2 separate regions of the Homo sapiens genome follow, and region 2 is linked to region 1. Evidence: chromatin loops called from intact Hi-C (ENCODE). Cell type or tissue: mammary epithelial cell. All regions are shown on one strand. Each heading gives the region's core, and the rest is flanking DNA. Links, peaks and the distances in the headings are about the cores only. Region 1 overlaps RADIL (Rap associating with DIL domain). Region 2 has its middle 15 kb from the start of WIPI2.

Region 1 (11,230 bases), core at 2,449-10,448:
TGCCCCTTTTGATGCCCTTGAATAGCCTGAAGATGAAGGGGACCGGGGGAGGGTTGCAAGCGCCATGGCCTATGCAGGCTGCGGCCTCTGGCCATTCGGAGGGAAGGCCCCAGGGAGCCACCTGAGTGGAGCTCAGAACACTGGATTCGCGCGAAGGGGAGGTGTCTGGGCGTGCGGCCCCAGCCCCGCCACCTTCCTGGGCCCTGTGGTCCCACCCTCCGGACTACCAAGGCACAGCTGTGTCGCACGTTCCGCCCGGTGCCTGGGACGGGCTCAGCCGCCAGGGGGCGCCGCCGCCCCGAGAGCCTCACGCCCCGCCCCCAGGCTCAAACTCTTCCCCCTCCCCACTCTGGCTCCGCCCCCGGTCTCCTCTTTTGCTCTGGCCCCGCCCACCTCCCCTCCGGCCTCGGCCCCGCCCCCAATCCCCCATAGCTCTGCGACTAAGAAACCACAGGCTGAAGGCGACTGCAGGGTCCTGCCCCTTGCCCAGCCTCAGGACTATGGAGGGGGCGAGTGACGCGCAAGGAACGGAGCAGGGGACACCGTGCGGGCTCAGGAGCTCCCCAGATGCCCGAGCCGAACCGCGGGGTCCTCACCGCCAGGTTCCAGCCCAGGAAGCGCTCGCCTGCCCCACAGCCTGGGCCTTGGGTCGCGTTCCGAGCTCCAGGACGGCTGGTGTCCCCCGCGGCCTGCGATGACAGCCCAGGGCCGCTGAGCCGGGGCCGCAGGAAAGGCTGGCGCTGGCAGGCGCTTCCGTCGGCAGCACTGTGTTTGTGTTTCCACGTGGAAACAGCAGCGCACGTGTACAACTGTGCATACCAAGGCGTGCGTGCCAGTGCGCGGGTCTCGGGATCACTTCCCAGTGCGGTGCACGACCCCGCCTGCAGCAGTGGGTGTGGGGGCGCTGCTGGGCTCATCCCGAAGCTCAGAGAGCGTGGGGCTGCCCCTAGGCTCGGAATGAGTCTCCCACTGAGTCCGCAGCTCCCCTCCTGCCCTGGGGCGGGGCTTCCCTGACCTGAAGGCGTCGGGGGTGTCCTGGCTCCCAGCTCCCAGGCACTCGTGGGGCCACCGCCCAGGCCAGCTGGTGCTAAGTCCGCAGCCTGTGCAGCAGCGCCCGGCTTAGGACTGGGAGTGTGACTTGAAGGGCCGTCCCGCTCATCCAAGGGACAAGGAGGAGCTCATGGCCACAGGGCCTCGGAGGGCATGACCCCAGCCCAGGGAGGAGCAACCTTCAGGTGGCCTCCAGGAGGCAGCTGGGAAAAGGGCAAAGCTCACCAGCTCTCAACTTTTTTTTTAAATAAACTGAAATTTTAGAATAGTTTTTCAGATTTACAGAAAAGATGATAAACCTTAGAAACATTATATGCTAAGTGAAAGTGAGAAGTGACAGCCTGCTGGCAGTCCTCACAGCCCTCGCTCGCTCTTGGCGCCTCCTCTGCCTGGGCTCCCACTTTGGCAGCACTTGAGGAGCCCTTCAGCCCGCCACTGCACTGTGGGAGCCCCTTTCAGGGCTGGCCAAGGCCGGAGCCGGCTCCCTCAGCTTGCGGGGAGGTGTGGAGGGAGAGGCGCGGTGGGAACCAGGGCTGCACGCGGTGCTTGCGGGCCAGCGCGAGTTCCGGGTGGGCGTGGGCTCTGTGGGCCCCGCACTCGGAGCCGCCGGCTAGCCCCGCCAGCCTGGGCAGTGAGGGGCTTAGCACCTGGACCAGCAGCTGCTGTGCTCGATTTCTCACTGGGCCTTAGCTGCCTTCCTGCGGGGCAGGGCTGGGGACCTGCAGCCCGCCATGCCTGAGCCTCCCCCCTCCCCTCCGTGGGTTCCTGCGCAGTCCGAGCCTCCCCAACGAGTGTTGCCACCTGCTCAGGGCACCCAGTCCCATCGACCACCCAAGGGCTGAGGAGTGCCTTTGGAGCAGGGCACGGGACTGGCAGGCAGCTCTACCTGCAGCCCCTGTGCAGGATCCACTGGGTGAAAGCCAGCTGGGCTCCTGAGTCTGGTGGGGACTTGGAGAACCTTTATGTCTAGCTAAGGGATTGTAAATAAACCAATTGGCACTCTGTATCTAGCTCAAGGTTTGTAAACACACCAATCAGCACCTTGTGTCTAGCTCAGGGTTTGTGAATGCACCAATAGACACTCTGTATCTAGCTACTCTGGTGGGGACTTGGAAAACCTTTTTGTCAACACTCTGTATCTAGTTAATCTGGTGGGGACATGGAGAACCTTTGTGTCTAGCTCAGGGATTGTAAACGCACCAATCAGCACCCTGTCAAAACAGACCACTCGGCTCTACCAGTCAGCAGGATGTGGGTGGGGCCAGATGAGAATAAAAGCAGGCTGCCCGAGCCAGCAGTGACAACCCACTCGGGTCCCCTTCCACACCGGGATGCTTTGTTTGTTCGCTCTTTGCAATAAATCTTGCTGCTGCTCACTCTTTGGGTCCACACTGCCTTTATGAGCTATAACACTCATCGCAAAGATCTGCAGCTTCACTCCTAAAGCCAGCAAGACCACGAACCCACTGGGAGGAACGAACAACTCCAGACGCGCCGCCTTAAGAGCTGTAACACTCACCGCGAAGGTCTGCAGCTTCACTCCTGAGCCAGCGAGACCACGAACCCACCAAAAGGAAGAAACTCCGAACACATCCGAACATCATAAAGAACAAACTGCGGACACGCAGCCTTTAAGAACTGTAACACTCACCGCGAGGGTCCGCGACTTCATTCTTGAGGTCAGTGAGACCAAGAACCCACCAATTCCGGACACAAAAGAATCCAGACCCAAGGCCACATACTGCATGACTCAGGTCAGAGGCGTGGGAGCCACAGCAACCGCGTCTTAAATAGGGGCTGGGTAAAAACGAGGCTGAGACCTGCGGGGCTGCATTCCCAGGAGGACAGGCATTCTTAGTCACGGGATGAGACAGGAGGTCAGCACAAGGTACAGGTTCAAGATGCGGGTCCCAAAGACACTCCTGATAAAATAGGATGCTGTAGAGAAGCTGGCCAAAACCAAGACAGCAACGACAGTGATCTCTAGTCATCCTTGCTGCTCGTTAGTTGCTAATTATAATTCATTAGCATTCTAAAAGACACTCCCACCAGCGCAGTGACAGTTTCCAAATGCCACGGTAACGTCAGGAAGTTACCTATGTAGTCTAAAAAGGGGAAGGACCCTCAGTTCCAGGAAATCTTCATCCCTTTCCTAGAAAACTCATGAATAATCCGCCCCTTGTTTAGCATGTAATCAAGAAATAACTCTAAATATACTCACTAGCGCTCATGCTGCTGCTCTGCCTTTGGAGTGGCCATTTTTTTTTTTTTTTTTGAGACAGAGTCTTGCCCTGTTGCCCAGGCTGGAGTGCAATGATGCAATCTCGGCTCACTGCAACCTCCACCTCCTGGTTTCAAGCAATTCTCCGGCCTCAGCCTCCTGAGTAGCTGGGATTACAGGTGTGTGCCACCACCCCCAGCTAATTTTATTATTTATTTATTTTTTTTTTTTTTGAGACAGAGTCTTGCTCTGTTACCCAGGCTGGATGGAATACAATGGCACAATCTCAGCTCACTGCAACCTCCGCCTCCCAGGTTCAAGTGATTCTCCTGACTCAGCCTCCTGAGTAGCTGGGATTACAGGCGCTTGCTACCATTCCCAGCTAATTTTTCTATTTTTAGTAGAGACGGGGTTTCACCATGTTGGCCAGGATGGTCTCAAACTCCTGACCTCAGGTGGTCAGGCCTTGGCCTCCCACAGTGCTGGGATTACAGGCGTGAGCCAACGCGTCTGTCCCACCCAGTTAATTTTTGTATTTTTAGTAGAGATGGGGTTTCACCATGTTGGTCAGGCTGGTCTCGAACTCCTGAGCTCAGGTGATCCACCCACCTCAGTCTCCCAATATGCTTGAATTATAGGCATGAGCCGCTGCGCCTGTTTCTTTTCTTTCTTTTTTTTTTTTTTGAGGCAGAGTCTTGCTCTATTGCCCAGGCTGGAGTGCAATGGCGCGATCTCGGCTCACTGCAAGCTCCGCCTCCCAGGTTCACACCATTCTGCCTCAGCCTCCCAAGTAGCTGGGACTACAGGTGCCCACCACCACGCCCGGCTAATTTTTTGCATTTTTAGTAGAGACGGGGTTTCACCGTGTTAGCCAGGATGGTCTCGATCTCCTGACCTCGTGATCTGCCCGCCTCGGCCTCCCAAAGTGCTGGGATTACAGGCGTGAGCCACCGTGCCCGGCCTGTTTCTTTACTTTCTTAATAAACTTGCTTTCACTTTATGGACTTGCCCTGAATTTTCCCTTGCTCGAGGTTCAAGAACCTTCTCTTGGGGTCTGGATCAGGACCCCTTTCTGATAACACTTACATGAAATATCCACAAGAGGTGTAGACAGAGGCAGAAAGTGGGTTTGTGGTTGCCAGGGCCTAGGGGCAGAAGGGAATGGGGAGAGCCTGCTTAGTGGCCGTGTTTTCCCCGTTGGAGGTGACCAAACTAGACAGTGGTGATGGTTGCATAACACTGTGAACGTGCTGCTTGCCATTGAATTATACACTTTAAATAGCTAACTCTATGTGAATTCCACTTTAACTTAAAAAGTGGTGACAACTGAATATGTACAAAGCGTAACTGCTATATTAATAGTAACAAGTCAACGTCGGTTTTCAGGTTTTGCAGTGGGAGAAGCTGGTGGAGGTACACGGGACTCTGCTATTTTTGCAGCTTCCTTTGGATCTATAATTATGTCAAAATAAAATGCTTTTAAAACACAAAAACAGGCCGGGCACGGTGGCTCACGCCTGTCATCCCAGCACTCTGGGAGGCCGAGGCAGGCAGATCACCTGAGGTCAGGAGTTTTGAGACCAGCCTGGCCAACATGGTGAAACCTGGTCTCTACTAAAAATACAAAAATCAGCTGCGTGTGCTGACAGGTGCCTGTAATCCCAGTCAGGAGACTGAGGCAGGAGAATCACTTGAACCTGGGAGGCGGAGGTTGCAGTGAGCCGTATTGCACCATTGCACTTCAGCCTGAGTGACCAGAGTGAAACTCCATCAACAAAACAACCAAAAAACAAAACACCCATAAGAAGTGTTACCTTTCACAGTGTTGTAGATTGTCTGGGGCCTGGCTGGGAAGTCGTTCTGCTCCACGTGGTGTCCCCGGGATCACTGGTGGGACTGCATTCGCCTGGAAGCTCAGCAAGACCAGAACAGCCAGTGGCAGCCCTCACCAGTCCCGCACCTCAGCTAGGTGCTTCAGCGGCCAGAGGCTAGCTGGGCCTCCCCGACTCCACGGGGCCTCCCTTCCTTGGGGTGATGCCAAGAGCTTCTTTCCATGGATGCTGAGTTCCAGGAGCATGAAAATAGAAACCAAAGGCCCTTCAGTCTGGCTTGGAAGGTCCCAGAATATCACTTATGCTGCATCCTGTTGTTCGGAGCAAGTCAGAAGGCCGGAGAATATTGCAGGGAAGAAGAGATAAGCCCCCTTCTCTTTGTGGGAGGAACTGTTGGTGGCCACCTTTGGAAATGCCTTGCCACTGTCTTTCCTCTGGCCACAGTCCACACCCCTCCCACATAAAAAATATACTCAACCCCCTTCCACCGTTAAGGCATCAAATCAGAGTCCAGGATCCTGGGATCTGCACCAGGTCCAGAAATGCAGACCGTCCAGAGCTGTGAGACATTCTCGGCAGTGCTAACACACACGTTGTGGGACTCCTAGGAAAAGAAACAGAACAAGGCCAGGCATGGTAATCCCACGCCTGTAATCCCAGCACTTTGGGAGGGCAAGGCGGGCAGATCACTTGATGTCAGTTTGAAATCAGCCTGGCCAACGTGGTGAAACCCTGTCTCTACTAAAAGTACTAAATTAGCCAAGCGTGGTGGCAGGCGCCTGTAATCCCAGCTACTCAGGAGACTGAGGAGAATTGCTTGAACCTGGGAGGTGGAGGTTGCAGTGAGCTGAGATTGCACCACTGCACTCCAGCCTGGGTCACAGAGCGAGACTCCGTCTCATAAAAAAAAATTAAATATTTATATTTTATATAATAAAATATAAAAAATGTTTATAAAATATACGAATATATTACGTATACATGAATATGTAATATATTCATATATAATTATATATTTATATATATTCATATATTTTACATATCTTAAATATATATACAAACACTATATATATATATATATTTTATCCAGTATTTTGGGAACCTGGCAGTGGTCGCCGTTTCGAGCCAGGCGCAATGCGGAGCCGCACACAGAACTGCGGGTCGGCAGAGGGCGCGGGGCGGACGCGCTGCACCTCGCCGTAGCGCACACCAGGGGGCAGCGTGGAGCTGCACGAGGCCCAGGGCCTGGGACAGACCCAGGACACCGATCTGGGGACCCCGCACAGACCTCTGTCCCAGTGAGAGGTGCATCTGCAACTGATGCCGGGACCCTCTTCCCCAGGGTTTCTCTGTTGCTATCAAAGATGACCCTGGGCCACCAGTTCCACCACAGCCAGGAGGGCGCGGAAGCCACCCACACCCAGTTGGTGGAGCTGCTGAGGATGCCCAGCGACCCACGCTGTCACCCCGAGGCAGCAAGTGCCCTGCCCTGGTCCTGCGCATGGTCAGCCAGCTGGTGGAGAGGGACGCTGGCCTCCTGCCCGGGTTAGGGCCGGTGGCCAGGGGGACGCTGGTGAGGATTAAGGGCCTGGGGCCGCCAGCCTGGTATCAGGGCCACGCTGGTGGCTTTAGTAGGGGAGAGGAACTCAGGAGGGAGCAGGAGTCCTGGGAGAGGAAGCAGGGCCCAGGGTGGGCTCGGCGCCTCAGAGACCATCAGGCCGGTCCACTTTCCAACGCCTGGGTGTCTAGACCTTTCTCTGGGGCCTGTGCTGAGCAGCGGGATCAGAAGTCCAGCATCCTCTGCCAGGTCTGGCCCTGCTTCAGCTGGGAGGGGCTGTTGGAGCTGCTTCCTGCAGTGCCCTGTGTCTGGGTGGGACGGGGGCAGGGAGAGTCAGTTCAGATGATCCCCTGATGACAGCTGTCACTGCATTCTCCCGTGCCGGTGGCAGGCAGAGGCCATGGGGAGCCCCTGCGGCCCCTCCGAGCAGCCCACGCCTGCTGCCCGAGTTGAGACCCCAGCAGGGCACCCTCTAAGAACGGGAAAAATAGTTTATTGAACCGTACTTCTCCATTGAAGTCTTTAAACATAAAAGCTCTGTAACAAACATCACAATTTCACGTCATCTGCCATATAAATAGAACCTACACTGAGATGCATGTTATCAACAGGCATGTCCCCAGGGTGAGGCTCCCCACCCGGGACCCAACTTGGTCAGTTACAAAACAGGGACGAAGGCGGGAGGAAGCCCAGTGTCACCAGGTGGGACCGGGTGCCGGGCCTGTGGGGGTGTCCTCGCAGCCCCCCTAGAGAGGGGGCGTGCGGAAATGGATCTTCTTGGCTGTTTCCACGTCGGACTTCGCGACCAGGAACCGCATCTTCTTCCCGCCATGACGGATCAGGTCCACAGCTCTGAAATCCATGCCAGAGGTGGGGGTGGGCAGGAGGGCACCAGGGGAGACCCACAGGGTGCAGCCGGGCCTCTCCTTTACCCCAGGTCCACTCCCCTGAGCAGGGCATCTGGGAGAAGGGGCCGGGCGTGCATGCGGTGGGGGTACCTCAGGTAGCCAAGGCCCAGGAGGCTGCTGCCATTCACCTCCAGGATACGGTCCCCCAGCGACAGGCGCCCGTCGGCCGCTGCGGGGCTGCCCGGGAGCAGGGTCTGGATGTAGAGCCCGGGGGCGCCCAGGTGCGTGTGCTGGGGACAAGCAGAGGCCTCAGAGCTCCGCAGGCCCGACTGGCTGTCCCCAGCGAGGACCACTGCAGCCCCTCCCTTGGCACCTACAGGCCCCCGCCTGGCATCCAGCCAGGCCCACTCATGGTTTCACGCGTCCCTCCAGAAAAGCAGTGGACACCACCGTCCCCACAGGCCCAGGACAGACCCCAAAGGCTTGAGGACAGAGGCAAGAGACAGCAGGCCCAGGGGGCGTGGCCGTTGGACAGGCTGGGTTCCCCTCCCAGCTGCAGAGGCCAACCCCACTCTCCTCCCCGAAGGCCTTCCTGTAGCCACGTGGCCACGCAAGCTGCGGCCAGGCTTGCATGAACAGGCGGGGCCAGGCAGCCAGTATGGGGGTGCGGCGAGGGTCCTGGGCCACTCACCATCCCGTCGATCAGGCCCATCCCCAGCCCGGAGGGGCCTCGTTCCAGCTCCACCGTGAAGACGTAGCAGAAGTCCTCGGTGCTGGAGCTGCGGCTGGACGGGGCTGGAGGGGACTCCTCCGCAAGGGCTGCAGAGTCTCCTGGGTGGGGGCCAGGAAAGGTGGGTGGGAGTGAGGCGCCAGGAATCACGACGAGGAATGGGATGTCCTGGCCTGGCTGCCTCTGTAGGGCGTCAGGGATGGGATGGCCTCCTGTGGCTCCCAGGAGACGCTGTTCAGGCAGAATGTGACCGGCAACCCAGACATTAGGGTCGGGGTCCGCCCATGGGCGACACCCCCATGTTCCCTGAGGGAGCACCTCAGTCCCCGCCCCTGGCAGTCCCAGGACACTCGCCCCTCTGGGGGCGGCTGTTTTCCAGCTCCAGGGACCCACGCGGTTCTGTGCCACCTCCTCAGCAATCTCTGCTCCTCCTCCTCCTCCCTCCACACCCAGATGTGGCCATGTGCACCCTGAGGGTTCCCACCGCTGACCAGACCGGGGCCCCAGGCCCTAGCCCAGCCCAGCCCAAGCACCTGCCCTGAGGGCCACCAGCTGGTGCCCTCTCCATAATGGTGATCCTGCCGTGGGTGCACTTAGGTCAGAGATGAGCTGTGCACCTGAGCAAGTGGCCTGCCTGGGACCCAGCTTGGCCAGGTGGCCCCAAGCCACAGGGGACACTCTGACTCTGCACACGCACCCAGGACACTTCGCTCCTGCAAGGCACACCCAAGCCCCTCACAGGAGGCCAGGGCCGGCTGGGGCTGCCTCACCCTCAATGCCCTCCCCAGCCTAGGCCAGCTGCGCACACACACTCATGCACACATATACTCACAGCCATGCACACATGTGCAAGCATGCCCATGCACACGTGCACTTACACCCATGCACAGATGCACACACAATGCACACCATGCAGACACACCCATGCAGAGATGCACACACAATGCACACCATGCAGACACACCCATGCAGATGCACACACCCATGCACACACGCACCAGCACACCCATGCACCTGTGAGCACACATATCCACACGCACAAGCACACAGGCACACACAGGCCCTGCCCTGGAGGACTCCAGCTCCACCTTCTCCCTGAAGACCCCTGGGTTCCCCCTCAGCACATCCTCTCCACTGGCTCAGCCATCCCTTCCTCTGCCCAGTGCAGGAGTGACTCTGAGCCACTTTCTAGACTCTCTCCCTCCCAGATCACAGTGAGTATCTGCCCAAGACGTGTCAGCGACTGAGCGACCGTGTGGCCCAGCTGCTGGGGGCTGAGCAGCCCTGAGCCCTCTCCATCTGGCCCCGTCTCAGGTTGCAGGTGTCTGTGGGGCAGGTAAGGAAACCTAGGACCCAAGGGGGGAACGATCCCAGGGGACCGGCCATCAGGGTGCTGTGCGGGGTCTGGGGTGGGTTCCCGCCTGAGCACCAGGCAGGGCTCACCTTCCGGAGCTGCACCCCGGAGGCCGCTGAGTCCGTTCCTCTGCCTCTCTGGGAGCGCTTTTCCACAGGGGCCGCCGGACTCTGGCCAGTCGGGGTCCCCAGGCTCAGGGCCAAGTGGAGTGCTGGGAGGCGTGAGCAAGCAGGACGAGTCCGTGTGCGGGGGGCCAGCCTGGGAGCCCCCACGGCTGGGTTGCCTTCCAGGGGGGGCCTGTGCCCAGGGAGCCCCCCTCAAGGGAAGAGTACGCTCCGGGGCCACTTCCCGGGCTGCTGGGCCAGGGTCCCTGGGAGCCAGGGGGCAGCTCGGGGCCTCCAGGTGCCCGTCAAGGACCACGTGGTGCATACCCTAGGGAGAGGAAGGGTGACAGCTCAGGTAGAGGAGTGGCCAGGTGGACACAGCACTCGGGCAACTGGGCAGCCTGCAGCAGAAGGGCCGCCAGGCCGCGGGGCAGAGGTCAGCAAAGGACTCCCGCAGCCTGTGCAGCTTGAGACGCGCAAGAGGCAAAGGGGCTTCCCCGCCATCCGGAGCACAGCCTGCGCTGGGCCAGGACTCCCGGGGTTCCCAGAGCTCCCGCCTGCTGCCCCCAGCCCAGCTTCCAACCCTTCTCCTGTCCTCCCGGGCACCTCGGGGCACGCTGGCTGGGGGGCCCCCTCCCCAGGTACCTCGGGGCATGCTGGCTGGGCCCCCTCCCCGGGTACCTCGGGGCACGCTGGCTGGGGGGCCCCCTCCCCGGGTACCTCGGGGCACGCTGGCTGGGCCCCCTCCCCGGGCACCTCGGGGCACGCTGGCTGGGCCCCCTCCCCGGGCACCTCGGGGCACGCTGGCTGGGGGGCCCCCTCCCCAGGTACCTCGGGGCATGCTGGATGGACCCCCTCTCTGGGCACCTCAGGGAATGCTGGCTGGACCCCCTCCCCGGGCACCTCGGGGCACTCTAGCTGGGGGGCCCCCTCCCCGGGTACCTCGGGGCATGCTGGCTGGACCCCCTCCCCGGGCACCTCGGGGCACTCTGGCTGGGGGGCCCCCTCCCCGGGTACCTCGGGGCACGCTGGCTGGGTCCCCTCCCCAGGCACCTCGGGGCACGCTGGCTGGGCCCCCTCCCCGGGCACCTCGGGGCACGCTGGCTGGGGGGCCCCCTCCCCAGACACCTCGGGTCATGCTGGCTGGACCCCCTCCCCGGGCACCTCGGGGAATGCTGGCTGGACCCCCTCCCCGGGCACCTCGGGGCACTCTGGCTGGGGGGCCCCCTCCCCGGGCACCTCGGGGAATGCTGGCTGGGTCCCCTCCCCGGGCACCTCGGGGCACGCTGGCTGGGGGGCCCCCTCCCCGGGTACCTCGGGGCACTCTGGCTGGGCCCCCTCCCCGGGCACCTCAGGGCACGCTGGCTGGGGGGCCCCCTCCCCGGGTACCTCGGGGCACGCTGGCTGGGTCCCCTCCCCGGGCACCTCGGGGCACGCTGGCTGGGGGGCCCCCTCCCCGGGTACCTCGGGGCACTCTGGCTGGGTCCCCTCCCCGGGCACCTCGGGGCACGCTGGCTGGGGGGCCCCCTCCCC
Region 2 (15,521 bases), core at 2,966-10,965, 380 kb after region 1:
TGTTTCTTTCCAACAGGAGAGAGCCCAGCACTTATAGGGAAGCCCTGAGCATGGATTCAGGTTAAATGGCATTGGATCATGGCGGGTAACTGCAAGAGAAGCAACTACAGGGTTGTGAGGGGATGAAGGAGCCAGAAGGAACAGATCTCAGGATACAGATAACAGCCTTGAATCCGCCAGGCACGGTAGCTCATGGCTGTAATCCCAGTACTTTGGGTGGCTGAGGCAGGCAGGTCACCTGAGGTCAGGAGTTCGAGACCAGCATGGCCAACATGGTGAAACCCCGTCTCTACTAAAAACTACCGCGGGAGGCTAAGGCGGGTGGATCACAAGGTCAAGAAATCAAGACCATCCTGGCCAACATGGTGAAACCCCATCTCTACTAAAAATACAAAAATTAGCTGGGCGTGGTGGCACACGCTGTAGTCCCAGCTACTTGGGAGGCTGAGGCAGGCGAATCACTTGAACCCAGGAGGTAGAGGCTGCAGTGAGCCGAGATTGCACCACTGCACTCCAGCCTAGCACCAGAGCTGAGACTGTGTCTCAAAAACAAAACAAAACAAAACAAAACAAAACTACAAAAATTAGCTGGGTGTGGTGGGATGCACCTGTAACCCCAGCTACTCAGGAGGCTGAGGCAGGAGAATCGCTTGAACCCAGGAAGCGGAGGTTGCAGTGAGCCGAGATTGCACCATTGCACTCCAGCCTGGGTGACAGAGCAAAACTCTGTCTCCAAAAAAAAAAAAAAAGTAGCTTAAACCAATAGCCAAGGGAGTTAGAGTCACCAGATACTTGGTTCTCTATAGAAATTAAAGATAACATCTTGGGCCTGGTATGGTGGCACACACCTATATTTCCTTCACTTTAGGAGGCCAAGGCGGGCGGACTGCTTGAGCTCAGGAGTTTGAGACCAGCCTGGGCAACATAGCAAGACCCCTGCCTGCACTAAAAATACAAAACATTTGCCGGGCGTGGTGACACATGCATGTGGTCTCAGCTACTCAGGAGGCTGAAGTGGGAGAATCACCCGAGTCCAGGAAGTGGAGGCTGCAGTGGGCAATGATTGTGCCACTGCACTCCAGCAGCTGGGAGAAGGGAGTGAGACCCTGTCTCAAAAAAAAAAAAAAATCAGTGAGAGGAAGCAAGGACTGACCTTCACAGGGTCCAGATGCCTGGCACAGTGAGGCCAACCACCCACACCAAGGTTTGCAGCGAGAAAAAAGAGGGCATTTATTTGCAGGGCGCCAAGCAAGGAGAATCTGGCAGCTTTACATCCAGAACTCCCTGCTGGCTTGCAGGTAGGCGTCTTTAAAGGTAAGGAGGCGGAGGTTACGGCAAAGTCATAAATCAGTATGGAGGCTATACGTTGGTTTGGCCCTAAAAGGTGGGATATCTTAAAGTGGGGGCTTACAGGTCATAGGTGGATTCAAAGATTTTTTTTTTTTATTTCTAATTGGTTAAGGAAGAGAAAACTTTGTTTAAAAATGCGGAGTTGGCCAGGCGCAATGGCTCATGCCTGTAATCCCAGCACTTTGGGAGGCTGAGGGGGGCGGATCACCTGAGGTCAGGAGTTCAGGACCAGCCTGGCAACATGATAAAACCCCATCTCTACTAAAAGTACAAGAATTAGGTAGGATGCGGTGGCGGGCACCTGTAATCTCAGCTACTTGGGAGGCTGAGGCAGGAGAAAGGTAGAACCTGGGAGGCAGAGGTTGCAGTGGGCCAAGATGATGCCACTGCACTCCAGCCTGGGCAACAGAGCAAGACTCTGTCTCAGAAAAAAAATAATAATATAATATAAAAATAAAATAAAAGTACAAAAATTGGCCAGGTGCGGTGGCTTACGCCTGTAATCCCAACACTTTGGGAGGCCAAGGCGGATGAATCACCCAAGGTCAGGGGTTGGAGACAAGCCTGGCCAACATGGCAAAACCCCATCTCTACTAAAAATACAATAATTAGCTGGGCGTGGTGGTGGGTGCTTGTAAGCCCAGCTACTAAAAAGGCTGAGGCAGGAGAATTGCTTGAACCCGGAAGGCAGAGGTTGCAGTGAGCCGAGATCATGCCACTGAACTCCAACCTGGGCAACAGAGCGAGACTCCATTTCAATAAATAAATAGGCGGGGTGGGGTGGCTCACACCTGTAATCCCAGCACTTTGGGAGGCCGAGGTGGGTGGATCACGAGGTCAGGAGTTCGAGACCAGCCCGGCCAAGATGGCGAAACCCCGTCTCTACTAAAAATACAAAAATTAGCCAGGCATGGTGGCATGCACCTGTAATCCCAGCTACTTGGGAGGCAGAGGTTGCAGGGAGCAGAGATCGCACTACTGCACTCCAGCCTAGGCGACACAGCAAGACTCCATCTTGAAAAAATAATAATAACGATAAATAAATAAATTCTAAGAGGTAGCACTTAGCCATCAGAGGTGAGAGAAATACACTGATCATACGGGTGGCAACGCTGGAATGAGAACCATGGCGTCCTAACCCCAAGCAATCAGTGGCAATGGGAAATAGACCTAGCGGTGTTCCTAATGGATTGACAGCTACCCAGTGATGTCGTGGCTTGATCTACACAACAAAAACAACAATAAAAGAGGTCAAGAGCAGGCCAGGTATGGTGGCTCAAGCCTGTAATCCCAGTACTTTGGGAGGCCAAGGTGGGTGGATCACCCGAGATCAGGAGTTCGAGACCAGCCTGGCCAACATGGTGAAACTCCATCTCTACTAAAAATACAAAAATTAGCCAGGCATGCTGGTGCGTGCCTGTAGTCCCCACAGCAACTTGGGAAGCTGAGGCAGGAGAATCGCTTGAATGCTTGAACCTGGGAGGCAGAGGTTGCAGATCACGCCACTGCACTCCAGCCTGGGGGACAGAGAGAGACTCTGTCTCAAAAAACACCACAACAAAAAACAAAACAAAAACACCAGCACCCACAAAGGCTCAGCGGCATGCAGCAGTGTGGTGCGATTGGAGTCCCTCTGGTTCCTAGAATTGGAGTAAGGGGTCTGGCCTCTGTCCTCCAGGTGCCGGGGAGGGAAGGAAGTAGGGGAACCACACACTCAGTGTCACAGGAGGGTGTGGCATGGGTGCTGGGAAAAGGTGGTGCTGCCATCTAGGGCAGGAGCTGGTTCCACGTTGACTTGGGGGGATCAGAGAATGCAGATTCCAGGAGACAGAGTCCAGAGTTTTCAAAGGAAATGGGCAGGTGGTGGCCACTGAGGGCAGTGCCTAGGTTCCTGGCTGCTGAGCTTCTTTTATTTTTCTTTGTATCTTTTTTTTTTTTTTGAGAGAGTCGTCTTTCTCTGTCACCCAGGCTGGAGTGCAGTAGCGCAATCTCGGCAGACTGCAACCTCTGCCTACTGGGTTCAAGCGATTCTCATGCCTCAGGTTTGCCAGAAGCTGCGTTTACAGACGTGCACCACCATGCCCACCTAATTTTTGTATTTTTAGTCGAAACAGAGTTTCACTATGTTGGCCAGGCTGGTCTCAAACTCCTGACCTCAAGTGATCCACCCGCCTTGGCCTCCCAGTGTTGGGATTACAGGCGTGAGCCACTGCACTCGTCCTGGCTGAGCTTAAAAATAACACCATATTTCATTAGATCTAGGGCACCATCACCTGTAAGATGCATGTTTCTCTTAGGTACTACTAAGAAAGAGAAATCAGGCCAGGCAAGGTAGCTCATATTTGTAATCCCAGCACTTTGGCAGGCTGAAGGGGTCGGATCCCCTGAGCCCAGGAGTTTGAGACCAGCCAGGGCAACAGAGCAAGACCCATATCTACAAAAAAAAATTTTTTTTTTTAAATTTTCTTTGAGATGAAGTCTTGCTCTGTTGCCCAGGCTGGAGAGCAGTGGTGTGATCTCTGCTCACTGCAACCTCTGCCTCCCCAGTTTAAGCAATTCTTCTGGCTCAGCCTCCCAAGTAGCTGGGGGTTACAGGCGCATGCCACCACGCCTGGCTGATTTTTTTTTCTTTTGTTTTTTCCTTTGTATTTTTAGTAGAGACGGGGTTTCACCATGTTGGCCAGGCTGGTCTCGAACTCCTGACCTCAGGTCATCCACCAACCTTGGCCTCCCAAAGTGCTGGGATTACAGGCATGATCCACCGAGCCCAGCCTCTACAAAAAAATTTTAAAAATCAACTGGGCATGTTGGCACACGCCTGTAATCCCAGCTACTGGGGAGGCTGAGTCAGGGGGATCACTTGAGCCCAGGAGGTTGAGGCTACAGAGAGCTATGATCATGCCACTGTACTCCAGCCTCAGCAACAGAGCCAGACCCTGTCTCTGAAACAGAAACAAACAAAAAAAGACAGAAAGATAAATCACTGACAGTTAATTTTGCCAACATTTTTATCTTGTACTTTTTCAAGCATTCAGAGAAGTTTAACAGAATTGTATCATGAACACATGTACGGCCACCTCCCAGATGCTACTACTGGCATCTTACCCTATTTGTCCTGTCATGTATCTATCCCTTGATACATTCATCCATCCTTTTTTCTTTTTTTTTCTTTCTTTAATTTTGAGACAGAGTCTCACTCTGTGTCCAGGCTGAAGTACAGTGGTGCTGCCTTGCAACCACCCCCGGCTAATATTTTGTATTTCGACTAGGGATGGGGTTTCACCACATTGCCTGGGATGGTCTCAAACTCCTGACCTCAAGCCATTCCCACCCACCCCCTTTGCTTCCCAAAGTGCTCTCAAAGCATGAATCACTACACCTGGCCAGAATATATATATATAGTTGTTGCTGTTGTTTTTGTTTTTGCCTTTTTTGAGATGGAGTCTCACTCTGTCGCCCAGGCTGGAGTGCAGTGGCGTGATCTCGGCGCACTGCAACCTTTGCCTCCTGGGTTCAAGCGATTCTCCTCCCTCAGCCTCCTGAGTAGCTGGGATTATAGGCATGTGCCACCACATCTGGGTGATTTTGTATTTTTAGTAGAAACGGGGTTTCACCATGTTGGCCAGGCTGGTCTCAAACCCCTGACCTCAGGTAATCCACCGCCACGGCCTCCCAAAGTGCTGGGATTACAGGCATGCGCCACCGCGCCCGGCTGATTCTATATATATTTAAAGGGCTTTGGCTCACACATGTGTCTGCATTTGTTAACCATCAGTGAACGTTCACTCAAAAGTTATGCATTGCACCGTGTAAATTTCCCCTGCCAAAAACGAAGCGGTAAACACATATTCAACTCTAGTTAATAGTATGCATGCTGAAGTGCTTATCGTGATGTTTGCCAGCTACTTTGAAATGCATTTTTAAAAATGATGGGGCAGGTGTGGTGACTCACGCCTGCAGTCCTAGCACTTCAGGAGGCTGAGTCAGGCAGATCACTTGAGTCCAGGAGATCGAGACCAGCCTGGGCAACATGGCAAGACCCTGCCTCTAGAACAACTACAAAAATTAGCCAGGTGTGGTGGCGTGCCTGTGGTCCCAGCTAGCCGGGAGGCTGAGGCAGAAGGATCACCTGAGCCCAGGAGGTCGAGGCTGCAGTGAGCTACGATCATGCCACTGCACCACTGCACTCCAGCCTGGGTGACAGAGCAAGACCCTGTCTCAAAAAAAAAAAAAAGAATCGCAGAAAGTTCCATCATGCCTGTTCCACTCAATCTTCACTGCCTGTTCTGACTAGCTTTGCCTATTCTAGAACTTCTTAGAAATGGAATCATTCTAGATTCCTTAGAACGTGTTTGAGATCCATGCAAGTTGTGGGCATCAGTAGTTCACTTATTTTTATTGTCAGGTGGTTTTCTAGGGCATAGGTGCCCCATAGTTTGTTGAATCCTTCTGCTGTTGATCAACACCTGAGCTGTTTCCAGTGTTTGGTTATTATTGACAAAAAAAAATCATTGATTTCTTTTTTGTTGTTTTTGGTTTTTGTTTTGTTTTGTTTTTTTGAGACCGAGTCTCACTCTGTCGCCAGGCTGGAGTGCAGTGGCATGATCTCGGCTCACTGCAACCTCCGCCTCCCAGGTTCCGTGATTTTCCTGCCTCAGCCTCCCGAGTAGCTGGGATTACAGGCATGCGCCACCACGCCCAGCTAATTTTTGTATTTTTAGTAGAGACGGGGTTTTACCATGTTGGCCAGGATGTTCTCGAACTCCTGACCTCAAGTGATCAACCCACCTCGGCCTCCCAAAGTGCTGGCATTACAGGCATGAGCCACTATGCCTAGCCTTTTTTTTTTTCTTTTTTTTAAGATGGTGTCTTGCTCTGTCACCCAGGCTGGAGTGCAGTGGCGCAATCACAGCTCACTGCAGCGTCAACTTCCTGGGGCCAGACGACCCTCCCAGACGACCCTCCCACCTCAGCCTCTCGAGTAGCTTGGACCACAGCTGTGCACACAGCGCTGTGAGATTACAGTGAGCTATGATGGCGCCACTGCACTTCAGCCTGGGCAACAGAGGAAGACTCCCCCTCTAAAAAAGAAAATGCACTCAGTGTTGAAAAGACGCTTTATCAAAGAAGATATACGGATGGCAAATAAGCACAGGAAAGCATGCACAACATTACTGACCACGAGGAATTGCAAATTAAACCACAACAGGCCAAGTGAGGTGGCTCATGCCTGTCATCCTAGCACTTTGGGAGTCCCAGGTGGGTGGATCACTTGAGGCCAGGAGTTCGGGACCAGCCTGGCCAACATGATGAAACCCTGTCTCTACTAAAAATACAGAAATTAGCCAGGTGTGGTGGCAGGTGCCTGTAATCCCAGCATCTCAGGAGGCTGAGGCAAGAGCATTGCTTGAGCCTGGGAGTCGGAGGTTGCAGTGAGCTGAGATTGTGCCCTGCACACCAGCTTTGGTGACAGCGAGACTCCATCTCAAAAAAAAAAAAAAATGTATAGAACTATACACCTAACACAGGTGAATTTTGCCGTATGTAAATTATACTTCAATCAACCAAAAAAAAGCACCTGAAAATATACGTAACTACACCAACAAAAAAGAGAGAGGCCACATCTCCACATCTTTGTACTGTGTGTGTGTGTGTGTGTGTGTGTGTATGTCTGTCGTGCATAGCAGAGGGGGGAAGAAGTGTGTTCGGAGGCACACCTGCTGCCATAACGATGGCCGGCAGCTTTAACTACCATGCATTTTTAATCACAGAAGGGTTCAGTGCTCGAATTTCCAGGAGCTGACCACCAGGTCTGAAATTCAGCCTGGCCCTTCTCTGACATGTGCAGCCTCTTGTCCAATCCTGCCCTGTCCGCCCCACTCCTCTAGTCCTGATCACGGGACTTGAGGTGTTTCCCGGAACAATAGTCCCATTCCCGCCTCCCAGGAGGGGAGCCCATGCCAAGTCAGCCAGCCTAGGAGGGTCCCCTTGGGTCCAACATGCTGGGAGTTGGTGGCCTCTTGTGGCCAGAAATAGAATTATCACATATTAAAAATGATCACTGGCCGGGCGCGGTGGCTCACGCCTGTAATCCCAACACTTTGGGAGGCCAAAGCAGGCGAATCACGAGGTCAGGAGATTGAGACCATCCTGGCCAACATGGTGAAACCCTGTCACTACTAAAAATACAAAAATTAGCTGAGCATGGTGGCGCACGCCTGTAATCCCAGCTACTCCGGAGGCTGAGGAAGGAGAATCGCTCGAACCGGGGAGTCGGAGGTTGCAGCGAGCCGAGATCGCACCACTGCACTCCAGCCTGGCGACAGAGCAGGACTCCATCTCAAAAAAATAAAAATAAAAATTAGCTGGGCATGGTGGGACGCTCCTGTAGTCTCAGCTACTTGGGAGGCTGCGGTGGGAGGATGACTTGAGCCCGGGAGGTCAAGGCTGCAATGAGTCATAATTATGCCACTGCACTCCAGCCCGGGTGACAGAGCGAGACCCTGTCTCAGAAAAACTGAAAGAATTTTTTTTTTTTTGAGACGGAGTCTCGTTCTGTCGCCCAGGCTGGAGTGCAGTGGCGCGATCTCCGCTCACTGCAAGCTCCGCCTCCCAGGTTCACGCCATTCTCCTACCTCAGCCTCCCGAGTAGCTGGGACTACAGGTGCCCACCACCACGCCTAAATAATTGTTTGTATTTTTAGTAGAGATGGGGTTTCACCGTGTTAGCCAGGGTGGTCTCGATCTCCTGACCTCATGATCCGCCCGCCTCGGCCTCCCAAAGTGCTGGGATTACAGGCGTAAGCCACGGCGCCGGGCCCAAGAATTTTTAAAAGATCATAGTAGGCCGGGTGTGGTGGCTCATGCCTGTATCCCATCATTTTGGGAGGCCCAGGTGGGAGAATCGCTTGAGCCCAGGAGTAGTTCTGGACAACAGAACAAGACCCTGTCTCTATTAAAAATATTAAAAGATCACATTAAGGGTTGATTCTGCTTATGGCTGGGGTGGGAACGGCATTTCCATACAGGGTTAGAGGCCTGTACATTAGTGCAACCTTTTCAGCAGCACAAGTCAAAATCTAAAATACACACACCCGGCCGGGCGCGGTGGCTCACGCCTGTCATCCCAGCATTTTGGGAGGCCGAGGCATGTGGATCACGAGGTCAGGAGATTGAGAGCATCCTGGCTAACACAGTGAAACCCCGTCTCTACTTAAAAAATACAAAAAATTGGCCGGGCATGGTGGCGGGCACCTGTAGTCCCAGCTACTCGGGAGGCTGAGGCAGGAGAATGGCGTGAACCCGGGAGGTGGAGATTGCAGTGAGCCGAGACAGCGCCACTGCACTCCAGCCTGGGCAACAGAGCAAGACTCTGTCTCAAAAAAAAAAAAAAAAAAAGAGAAAAAAATACACACACCCTCTGACCTATGGGAATCACAGAAGTCTTGCCCAAACAGATTTTCCTCTAGTTCTAAGTAAAAGAGACAAGAATATTCACATCTTTGTGTTAAGTGAAACCACAGGAACACAATTGGCTATATCCAGAATGCGGGACATTCTGTAGGACAGGGGCTTCAGTCTCGCCAACAAATCCCTGACATAAAAACGGGCAGTGAAGCCGGGCGCAGTGGCTCATGCCCGTAATCCCAGCACTTTGGGAGGCTGAGGCGGGCCGATTGCCTGAGGTCAAGAGTTTGAGACCAGTCTGGCCAACATGGTGAAACCCTGTCTCTACTAAAAATACAAAAAAATTAACTGGGCGTGGTGGCATGCACCTGTAATCCCAGCTACTCGGGAGGCTGAGGCAGGGGAATTGCTTAAACCAGGAAGGTGGAGGTTTCAGTGAGCCAAGATCATGCCATTGCACTCCAGCCTGGGTGACAGAGAGAGACTCCATCTCGAAAAAAAAAAAAGTGCACTGAAGAGACCATTGATTATAAAGAAACTTAAGACCAGGCACATTGGCTCACATCTATAATCTCAGCACTTTGGGAAGCTAAGGCAGGCGGATCACCTGAGGTCAGGAGTTCAAGACCACCCTGGCCAACGTGGTGAAACCTCATCTCTACTAAAACTACAAAAATTAGCTGGGAGTGGCAGCATGCACCTGTAGTCCCAGCTACTCCGGAGGCTGAGGCAGGAGAATCGTTTGAACATGGGAGGTAGAGGTTGCAGTGAGCTAAGATCGCACCACTGCGCTCCAGCCTGGGCAACAGAGCGAGACTCTGTCTCCAAAAAAAAGAAAAAGAGAGAGAGAGAACGAGAGAAAGAGAGAGCCAAGAATATCTCCACGGGATCATAGACAAACTGGGGGGAGGTGGTCAGGAATTCTGTGGACCTGTGCTTGGCAGCACCCACTCGAAGCAATCAGATTAACACCTGGAGTAGACCCAAAACATTCCCCACACGCACCCAGACCCATTGTCACAGGTACCAGGGGCTTAGCATAAGCTGTGGCCAGCACGGAACAAACGATAAGCCGCTCTGGCACAGCGGTGACTCCTAGGAAGCCAGGCTTAAAGATGACGTCAGAGCCATCCCCGGCCATCTGGAAGGCTGCCTGCCCAAAGCTGCGCCTTCTCGGGAGAAATCACAGGAAGAATGCCAAGCTACCAGTTCCTGACTGACCAGGGCAAAAGGGGAAATTCTCTGAATGGTGATAGCAGCCTCCAAGCCACACACACGTCCAGTGGGAAAGGGCAAAAATCTAACTGGCCAAGGGGCTTAAACACAACTTTTTTTTGAGAGAGAGACAAGGTGTCACTCTGTCACTCAGGCTGCTGGAATGGAGTGGCATGATCATGGCTCACTGCAGCCTTGAACTCCTGGGCCCAAGCAATCCTCCCACCTCAGTCTCCTGAGTAGCTGGGACTACAGGCATGCACCACCATGACTGGCTAATTTGTTTTATTTTTTGTAGAGATGGGGTCTCGCTGTGTTGCCCAGGCCCGTCTTGAATTCCTGGGCTCAAGTGCTCCTCCTGCCTCGGCCTCCCAAAGTGCTGGGATTACAGACATGAGCCACCGTGCCTGGCCAAGCACAATCTTTAACCATTAAGTGGCTTATGCTGACCCAGGGGCGACCCCTAGGTAGCCAAGTTAAAAGGTAAAAACAGGAAGAAAAAATCTGAGCAGGGACATCTGAGTCTGCATAGTGTGAGATGAGGATCGTAGTGGTGAAACTTGTTCAGCCCAGTCACAAAGTAATACATCACCTAGCAAACAACAGTAACCACAACCCCTGACTGGAGTTGGGGGAATCAAGTGTCAGAGTTGCTAAAATACATTATCTAAAACGTCCAGTTTTTGGCCGGGCGTGGCAGCTCACGCCTGTAATCCCAGCACGTTGGGAGGCCAAGGCGGGCAGATCACGAGGTCAGGAGATTGAGACCATCCTGGCTAACACGGTGAAACCCCGTCTCTACTAAAAATACAAAAAATCAGCCAGGTGTGGTGGCAGGCACCTGTGGTCCCAGCTCTCGGGAGGCTGAGGCAGGAGAATGGCATGAACCCAGGAGGCAGAGCTTGCAGTGAGCCAAGATCACGCCACTGCAATCCAGCCTGGGCGACAGAGCAAGACTCTGTCTCAAATAATGATAATAATAATAATAATTTTTAAAAAAATCCAGCTTTCAAGAAATAATTATGAGACATGCAAAGAAATAGGATTGGCTGGGCACAGTGGCTCATGCCTGTAATCCTAGCACTTTGGGAGGCCGAGGTGGGTGGATCACTTGAGGTCAGGAGTTCAACAACAGCCTGGGCAACATGACGAAACCCCATCTCTACTAAAAACACAAAAAAATTAACTGGGAATGGTGGCGTGAGCCTATAGTCCCAGCTACTCAGGAAGCTGAGGCATGAGAATGGCTTGAACCCCGGAGGCGGAGGTTGCAGTGAGCTGAGATTGCATCACTGCACTCCAGCCTGGGGACAGAGAGAGACTCCATCTCAAATAAATAAACAAATAAACTGCAAGACTTGTATATTTAAAACCACAAAACATTGTTGAAAGAAATCACAGACCTAAATAAATGGGAATACGTCCCATATTCATGGATCAGAAGACTTAATGTTGTGGGTTTTGTTTTTGTTTTTAGAGATGAAGTTCTTACTATGTTGCCCAGGATGGACTTGAGTATCTGAACTCAAATCATCCTTCTATTTCAGCCTCCAAAGTACCTGGCACTACAGGCATGTGCCACCATGCCCAGGACTTAATATTAAGATACCAATTGTCTCAAAAATTACTTACAGGGTCAACACAATTCCTATCAAAATTCTGACTGTAGTTTTGCAAAAACTGACAAGCTGGTCCTAAAATTCCTATGAAAATTAAGAAACCTGGAATAGCTAAAACAATCTGGAAGACAGACGTACCAAGTTAGAGGTCTCACACTTCCCAGTTTTAAAACTTACTGCAAAGCTACGGTAATCAAGACAGTGTGGTACTGGCATAAGGATAGACATTAGATCAATAGAATAGAACCAAGAGTCCAGAAGTAAGCCCTTATGTTTTTGACAAGTGTTTCAATTTGAGGGGGAAAGAATTGCCTTTGCAAACAAATGGTGCTGGGAAAACTGGATCGTGACCATTTTTTCTGATAGCAACTCAACTGTTAATTTTATTGAATGTCCCTTGTATGTGATGAGTTACACTTTTCTTGCTACTTTCACGATTCTCTTTGACTTTCAACACTTTGACTATCATGTGCCTAGCTGTTAATCGTTTTTTAGTTTATCGTACTTGGAGTTCATCAAACTTTTTGAATATTTAGATTAATATTTTTTAAATCGAATTCAGGAAGTTTTCACCCTCTATTTCTTCTAATATTCTTTCTCCCCCTCTTCTCAATCCTATCCTTCTGGGATTTGCATTATGCATATACAGATATTCCTCAACTTACAATAGAATTATGTCTTGATAAACCCATTTTAAGTTGAAAATATCATAAGTCAAAATGCATTCAATACACCTAGCCTGGCAAACATCATAGTTTATGGCCGGGTGCAGTGGATCACGCCTGTAATCCCAGCACTTGGAAAGGCTAAGACAGGAGGATCACTTGAGCCCAGGACTTTGAGATCAGCCTGGGCAACATAGGAAGACTCTGTCTCTACAAAAGAAAAAAAAATTAAATTAAACAATATGGCACTTCTGGAAATCAGATTCCTCTCTCCCCACTCCCTGGGGTTTGCTGTTGTTGTTGCTTGTTGCTGCTGGTGTTTGTTTAGTGACTTTTCTGGACTTTGTAAAATCTGTGTTCTTTGTTCTGTGCAACCACTGAAGACTTTGCTTAGTTATCTCAGTGGTCAGCTAATAACTGGACAGAGATATTCCTAGACGTCTACTTGCTTTGGCAGCACATACACTAAAATTAAAATGATACAGAGAAGATTATCTGACCCTTGTGCCAGGATTACACACAAATTCGTGAATTATTCCATATTTTTAAAAAAATGATTTAAAAAATTAAAAAGTGATCTTTTTAAATGCTTTAGACCATTAAGTTTCCCAGCATTTGCTGACAAACTCTGTGTGTGTTGAGGCATGTTTTCAATACTCCAGCAAGCAACTTACAACTCTGCCTTAGCCTTCATTTCCTCTTGTGCAGACACTCAAGGTCAGCCAGAGGTGAGAGTTTAGGACCTTCTCAGGTCTTCCTGGGTGTGCGCACAGCCCTGTACATGCACGTAGCCCACTAGATTCTCAGAAACACAGCAGGGGTTTTTTAAAGTATCTTATTGGCATCTCTTTTCCCAGTTATTCCTTTAAAAAATTTTTGATCAAGCCAGGCGCAGTGGCTCACGCCTGTAATCCCAGCACTTTGGGAGGCCGAGGCGGGGGATCACAAGGTCAGGAGATCGAGACCATCCTGGCTAACATGGTGAAACCCCATCTCTACTAAAAATACAAAAAATTAGCCGGGTATGGATGTCTGGAGCCCATTCCTTTGGCTTCAACTTTTCAGACAGTGTTATCTTGTAACTGTCCTTGAAGTGAGCTGCTAAGCAGAGGAAAACTTGTTCTTCTTTTCTTTTTAACCCTTGCCTTGCCACGGTTACACCACATCAGGTAGTTGAAATGTTAAACAATTGCCACTGATTGTTTTGGACAAATGCCTTGGGCATAGGGCTATTTGCACAGATACTGGCAAACTCTTGGATCAAATAAAGACAAGCTTTGAGAATAGCATTTTTCAGCAAACTGGCAGACAAGTCAAATAGTGACAGTTTTTGGGGGATGGGGCTTTTAGGGAGCTCCAAGCCCAGCCTGCCTCTTCCAGTGACTGGCAAGATGCTTGTTTTCACAGCTACCATGGTTAAAAGCCAGCCTATTTTCATGGATCTGGAAGAGAGGGATGCTTTTAGAGCAAATTAAAATGGCACAAAATCAGTGTTTATACTGAGATTCAGCCCTCTTACTTGAACATATACTCTTCAAATTGTTGCAAGCCTTTAGATAATTTCCAGGTCTGAAGAAATTGATTTTGACCATTTTTGTCAGCATTCTCTTTGCTTATATGGAGGAGTGAGTTTTTGGAGATTCTTGCTCCACTATTCTGGAAGCATTTCCTTTTATCCATTCAATATTTTTTGTTTCCATTGCCATTCTTTACATTTTTAAAATTTTATTGTAAATTGACCATGTGTGTATTTATGGTGTACAACGTGATGTTATGGCTTATGAATACAACGTGGAATAATTAAATCAAGCTAATTAATACATCCATCACCTCAAATATTTATATTTTTTGGTGGTGAGAACATTTAAAATTTATTTTCTTAACAATTTTTTTTTTGTTTTAGAGACAGGGTCTCACTCTGTCACCTAGGCTGGAGTGTAGTGGCATGATCACGGCTCACTGCAGCCTCAACGTCCCAGGCTCAAGAAATTTTCCCACCTCAGCCTCTCAAGTAGCTGGGACTACAGCTGTGCGCCACCATGGCTGGCTAATTTTTAAAATTGTTTTGCCGAGATGGAGCCCCACTATATTGCCAAGGCTGGTCTCTAACTCCAGAGCTCAAGTGATCCTCCCACCTTGGCCTTCCAAAGTGATGGGATTACAGGCGTGAGCCACCACGCCTGACCTCTTAACAGTTTTGAAATGTACTATACAGTGTTGTTAGTTATATTCACCAGGCTGTGCAATAGCTCTCAAAAAAGCATTCCTTCTTTCTAACTGAGATTTTGTACCTTTCTTTTTTTTTTTTTTTTTTTTTTTTGAGATGGAGTCTCGCTCTGTCGCCCAGCCTGGAGTGCAGTGGCGCGATCTCTACTCACTGCAAGCTCCGCCTCCAGGGTTCACACCATTCTCCTGCCTCAGCCTCCCAAGTAGTTGGGACTACAGGTGCCCGCCACCATGCCCGGCTAATTTTTTGTATTTTTTACTAGAGACGGGGTTTCATCGTGTTAGCCAGGATGGTCTCGATCTCCTGAACTCATGATCCGCCCGCCTCAGCCTCCCAAAGTGCTGGGATTACAGGCATAAGCCACCGCGTCTGGCCTGGCCTTTTTTTTTTTTTTTTTTTTTTGAGATGTAGTTTCACTCTGTTGCCCAGGCTGGAATGCAATGGCGCGATCTCCGGCTCACTGCAACCTCTGCCTCCCGGGTTCAAGCGATTCTCCTGCCTCAGCCTTCCGAGTAGATAGGATTATAGGTGCAAGCCACCATGCCCAGCTATCTTTTTGTATTTTTAGTAGAGACGGGGTTTTGCCATGTTGGCCAGGCTTGTCTTGAACACCTGACCTCAAGTGATCCAACCACCGCAGCCTACCAAAGTGCTGCGATTACAGGCATGAGCCACCGTGCCTGGCTCCCCACTCTATCTTAATAGCATTCTTAGGTTGTGAGATATTCAAGCTCTTCTGTGTTTTTTTTTTGTTTTTGTTTGAGATGGAGTCTCGCTCTGTCGCCCAGGCTAGAGTGCAGTGGTGTGATCTCAGCTCACTGCAACCTCCGCCTCCCGGGTTCAAGCTATTCTCCTGCCTCAGCCTCCTGAGTAGCTGGGATTACAGGCATTAGCCACCACGCCCGGCCAATTTTTGTATTTTTAGTAGAGATGGGGTTTTACCATGTTGGTCTTGAACTCCTGACATCAGGTGAACCACCCACCTCGGCCTCCCAAAGTGCTGGGATTACAGGCATGAACCACCGCGCCCAGCCATAG

The links. A loop is a pair of places that touch in the nucleus more often than their neighbours do. Peaks named below come from ENCODE experiments on the same cell type or tissue, not always from the same donor. Only the 100,000 strongest peaks of a DNase experiment are listed, where the experiment ranks them.
Region 2: it touches region 1 in a loop (16-fold over the local background); 6 of 110 quality-filtered maps call a loop at or near these places.

What each region holds. Positions count from the first base shown.
Region 1 is chr7:4,791,971-4,803,200 of GRCh38, forward strand. It overlaps RADIL (Rap associating with DIL domain), which reads right to left. Exons shown (of 15, transcript NM_018059.5): 12 at 9,683-10,025; 13 at 8,201-8,340; 14 at 7,660-7,799; 15 at 5,085-7,513. The coding sequence ends at 7,408. It overlaps AP5Z1 (adaptor related protein complex 5 subunit zeta 1), which reads left to right. Exons shown (of 17, transcript NM_014855.3): 17 at 1-2,427. Among named protein-coding and RNA genes, the nearest start is that of MIR4656, 8.9 kb to the left of the region's middle. RefSeq lists silencers at 264-383, 6,208-6,257 and enhancers at 774-853, 958-1,632. In mammary epithelial cell, for the core only: a CTCF peak has its summit at 6,316 (motif pointing right); no DNase peak of the experiment used is centred there.
Region 2 is chr7:5,167,360-5,182,880 of GRCh38, forward strand. It overlaps the pseudogene RNU6-215P. Among named protein-coding and RNA genes, the nearest start is that of WIPI2, 15 kb to the right of the region's middle. In mammary epithelial cell, for the core only: a CTCF peak has its summit at 7,339 (motif pointing left); no DNase peak of the experiment used is centred there.